Regions from separate parts of the Homo sapiens genome. Here region 2 is linked to region 1. A link is a loop called in an ENCODE intact Hi-C map of the cell type or tissue named here. Cell type or tissue: gastrocnemius medialis. All regions are shown on one strand.

Region 1 (2,500 bases):
ATTTTATTTTTTTTAAAACCCATTCTGCCACTTTATGTCTTTGGATTGGAGAGTTTAGTCCATTTAAATCCTGACATTTTGTTATTTTTTTTCTGATCATTTTGTGGTCTTCTCTTTTTTCCTTCCTTCCTTTCTTCCTTTTAGTGAAGGTTATTTTCTCTGGTGGTATGATTTAGTTTTTGGCTTTTGATTGTTTGAATCTCTTACATGTTTTTTGACTTGAGGTTGCCCTGAGGCTTGCAAATACTGTCTTATAACTCATTATTTTAAGCTGATAACAAATTAGCACTCTTTCCATAAACAAACAAGCAAAAACAAAACTAATAAAAACTGTACATTTTAACTTTGTCCCCTCACTTTTTAACTTATTGTTATTTCTATTTGTATTTCATGGTACTTTCCATACCATAGTTGTTATTTTTTATTGAAGTTCATCATGTAGCCTTTTTATTAGAGATAAAAGTATTTTACACACCAGTTACAGTATTATAATATTCTGTGTTTTTCTGTGTACTTACTATTACAACGTGAGTTTTGTACTTTCAGATGATTTGTTATAGCTCATGAATATCCTTTTTTTTTTTTCTGATTGAAGTACTCCCTGTAGCATTTCCTGTTGGAAAGGTTTTGTCTTCTCTGACTGTGTATTTTTCAATAGCCTGTCTTTGAGCTCACTAATTCTTTCCTCTGCTTCATCCATTCTGCCATTAAAGGACTCTGATGTATTCTTCAGTGTGTCAATGCATTTTTCAGCTCCAGAATTTCTGCTTTATTCCTTTAAATTATTTCAATCTCTTCGTTAAATTTTTCCAATATGAATTCTGAATTCCTTCTCTGTGTTATTTTGAATTTCTTTGAGTTTCCTCGGCATCGCTATTTTGAATTCTCTGTCTCAAAGGTCACTTATCTCTGTTTCTCCAGGATTTGTCCCTGGTGCCTTATTTAGTTCATTTGGTGAGGTCATGTTTTCCTGGATGGTCTTGATACTTGTGGATGTGCATCTGTGTCTTGGCATTGAAGAGTTATGTATTCATTGCAGTCAGTGCAATCTGGACTTGTTTTTTCTTTTTTTGAGACGGAGTCTTGCTCTGTCACCCAGGCTGGAGTGCAGTGGCGTGATCCTGGCTCACTGCAAGCTCCGCCTCCCAGGTTCACGCCATTCTGCTGCCTCAGCCTCGCAAGTAGTAGCTGAGACTACAGGTACCCTCCACCACGCCAGGCTAATTTTTTGTATTTTTAGTAGAGACAGGGTTTCAGTGTGTTAGCCAAGATGGTCTCGATCTCCTGACCTTGTGATCTGCCCGCCTGGACCTCCCAAAGTGCTGGGATTACAGGCGTGAGCCACCACACCCTGGCCAATCTGGACTTGTTTGTACTTGTCCTTCTTGGGAAGGCTTTCTAAGTATTTGAAAGCACTTGAGTGTTGTGATTTAAGCTTCATCGGCATTAGGGGGCACCCCAAGCTCAGTAGTGCTATGGTTCTTGCAGACTCATAGATACTACTTTGGTGGTCTTGGACAAGATCCACAAGAATTCTCTGGATTACCAGACCGAAACGCTTGTTCTCTCCCCTTACTTTCTCCCAAACGAATGGAGTTTCTCTCTCTCTCTACTGAGCTGCCTGGAGCTGTGGAGTGATATAAGTACCCCTGTGGCTACCACCACTACGACTGTGCTGGATCAGAGCTGAAGCCAGCACAGTACTGGGTCTCAGCCAAGGCCTGTGAGTGGTTACATCCAATACTGTAACCACTCCCTGGTTATAGTCTAGGTTCGCTCATGGCCCTGGGGCTCTACAATCAGCAGATGGCAAAGCCAGCCAGGCCTGTGTCATTCTTTCCAGGGTGGCAAGTGTCCCCAGGCCCCAGATGGGTCAAGAGGTGCTGTCCAGGAGCCAGGGACTAGAATCAAAGACCTTAGAAGTCCACCTGGTGTTCTAATGTAGTGTGGCTGAGCTGGCACTTAAACCACAAGATGCAGTCCTTTCCTCCCCTTTTCAAAGGCAGAGGAGCCTCATCTCATGGCCACTGCCACCACAGGCCCATGAGTAGTACTGCTAGATTACCACTGATGTTCCCTTACGGCCCAGGGGCTCTTCAGTCAGTTTGTGGTGAATGCTTCCTAGCCTGGGACTCACCCTTCAGGGTAGTGGGCTTTCCTCTGTCCCAGGGCAGGTTCAGAAATGCCATCCAAGAGTCAAGGTTTAGAATCAGGGACCCTAAGAGCCCACTTGGTGCTCTAATGCTATGTCTGTGACGGTGCTGGTACCTAAAGTTTAAAATAAAGTCTCCTTTAGTTTTCCCTCTACTTTTCTCAAGTAGAAGGAGTCTCTTCCTGTAGCCACCAAAGCTGGGAATGTGCTGAGTCTCACCTGAAGCCAACAAGTGTCAAGAGTCTTATCCAAGGGCCGTTGTATACTACCTGTGTATCACTGCTGATTATTCAGGGCCCAAGAGCTCTTCAGTTAGCAGGGGATGAATCCTGCCAGGACTGAGTCCTT
Region 2 (2,500 bases), 100 kb after region 1:
AGTATGTGAGAAAGAAAGGAGTCTAGGATTACTTTGAGGGTTTTGGCCTGAAGAATTGAAAGAAGACAGGAAATGATCAAGGGGCACAGGCTGAGAATTGAGGAAATCAATAATTTGCCTTAGACATATTAAGTGTGAGATGCCTATGAGCCACCCAGTGGAGATGATGAATTGGCTGACAGCTGGCTATACATGTCTATAGTTCAGTGAAGCAAAATGGGGAGAATTTTACATCTCAGTGTTATCAGCACATAGATGACAATGAAAGTCAAGAGTCATCCACGCAGGAGTGACGGTGGAGAGATCAGGGAGAAAGGAGGCCTGAGGTGCTCGACCTGGATAATGAAGGAAAATGAGGAAGTGAAGTGAGACAGCAGAGAGAGAAGGTAGTGAAAATGCACACTCTGAACGTCGAGCAGAGCCAGTGCTTTAACGATGAGGGCAGTGATCATCTGAGTCAGACACTGCTGGCAGGTCAGGTCAAACCAGGTCTAAGCACCAGAGAATACAAGAGCAGGGAGGCAGAATGGGGGAAGGGCTGAAAAACTACCTATTGGGTACTGTGATCACTACCTGGGTGATGGGATCAGTTGTACCCCAAACCTCAGCATCACGCAATATACCCACGTAACAAACCTGTGCATGTACCCACTGATCTAAAATAAAAGTTGAAATGATAAACAAACAAAAAAAAGATCTAAGAATTTACCCTTAGATCTGGCAATGTAGAGGGCACTGGATTATTCAACAAGAGCAGTTTAAGTGCTTACAACTTCTGCGTGGATTCTGAATGCAAGTGTGTCCACCCTTAATGATCGTGCTCTTGGTTCCTTGCCTTTGTAAATGAGCACCTGAAACTCCCTTTGCCCAAATCCCCTTCATCTCTCTTTAGGCTCAAATTTCCTTTATTTTCTGCAACTCAGCTCCCTGCTCTCTCCATCATGGAGCCCTTTCTTAAGGTCTATAGTCAAATTTAACTCCCATAATATTCACCTTGTTTCAGAATTATTCATTGGTGACTGTGTTTAGATATTTGTTGAGTGAGTGAATCCTTGGATTAATAGAAACATACTACGTGAACCCACACAGAATGAGACAAAATGCTATGCAAAATGTGGTGTTATTACTGCCACTACTAAAGGCAGCATAAAGAATCTCTAAATAAGAGCATCCCAAAATAGTAACCTGAAGCGCAAACCAACAGAATGTTGCTTGGTCTGCTAGCTAATAAAGGAGGAGTGCAGCAATTCAGAGTGGTGAGAGAGGACTTGACTTGGCTTAGAGCTCTGGGCCCTGGGCACAGGGCCCAATGCTGCCACTGGGCCATGTGATCTTGGGTGAGGCACTTCAAACTTCTGGGACACAGTTTCTTCACCTTTGAAGTGAACAGGTTCTATCACATCATCCCAAAGATCCTTCTGCCTACCAGGTTCATTCTCATATTAGAAACTAAGTACTGATATTAAGAGTTACTTGTCCTGTGTCCTTTCTCTCTACTTAAACTATAAAATCTCAAAGGATAGGTCTCATACTTGTTTTCATGAAGAAGAGGGTCTTGGTAAATGCAATCTAAATATTTTTTGATTTAGTAGGTCATAAGGATACATACTCTTTGGTCTATGAAATGTGTACTGGTCAGTGATGTCCCTCTAACCGGCCACACCTCTCTTCCCCAGTCATTTAAGCATTCTGTCATTTATTCTGAGTTTCTGCTATATGCAATATTCCCATGAACTTCAAGGTTTATGAGCCAACTGCCACCAATTTGGGGCCTCTTGACCCTGCTGGCCTAGAGTTGAGGAAATCAAGACATAGAGCCTAAAATCAAGCCAAGATATTAGAACAGAACTGTCTTGAATAACCCAGCCCATAAAACTAAGGTACTTGTAGGAAGGAGTAGATGTGTCAGTTTAGAGATTCATGTATGCTAAGCTTAGATTTTGTGGTCAGGAATATCAATCTGCTAGGTCTAAAGTATCCTGAAGGGGACAGAAAGTGAAGAGAGAGTGGCTGGTTAAAAACTGAAAAAGTTGTACAGACAAGTGGTGGTGAGGGCCTGAAATAGGAAAGAAAAAAAATGTGGTCACTGTATTTTGATGATCCCTTTGTTTAAGATGGTTCTTAAGATATCGCATCAAAGTCAACACCAACTCTGCTCCAGGAACCAATGTCAGAGATGTTACCTTCATGCTGGGAACCTGGGGTGCAGGGGTTTGGATAGAGACAGACTGAAGATACACATTCAAGCTCAATGTTTTAAGTGCTGGCCTGGAGGTATAAAAAAGGTGCTAATGGGGTGATGGGCTGCACAGAGGAGTCAATAGATTTCCTCCCTTCACCTCTGCAGATCCACTCTCCACCCTTCTCTGTGTGGTTCTCTGACCAGCCCTCTAGGAGGCCAACCTGCATGGACCACACCAGTGGGTCCCCTTGTTCTTGGCTTCTTGCTGCATATCAGAGGAGCAGGGAGAGGGAGGGCAGAGTAGTCATTCCCTTCACT

The links. Peaks named below come from ENCODE experiments on the same cell type or tissue, not always from the same donor. Only the 100,000 strongest peaks of a DNase experiment are listed, where the experiment ranks them.
Region 2: a loop joins it to region 1, with 2.2 times the contacts of the local background. A loop is called at or near these places in 1 of 110 quality-filtered maps.

Annotation. Positions count from the first base shown.
Region 1 is chr4:75,117,163-75,119,662 of GRCh38, reverse strand. No RefSeq gene overlaps it. Among named protein-coding and RNA genes, the nearest start is that of LINC02562, 34 kb to the right of the region's middle. RefSeq lists a silencer at 1,350-1,644. In gastrocnemius medialis, a CTCF peak has its summit at 1,455 (motif pointing right); a DNase peak (open chromatin) is centred at 1,456.
Region 2 is chr4:75,014,585-75,017,084 of GRCh38, reverse strand. The region is part of intron 2 of PARM1 (prostate androgen-regulated mucin-like protein 1); the gene reads right to left. Among named protein-coding and RNA genes, the nearest start is that of PARM1-AS1, 45 kb to the right of the region's middle. In gastrocnemius medialis, no CTCF peak of the experiment used is centred here; a DNase peak (open chromatin) is centred at 1,304; H3K27ac peaks cover 1,485 bases.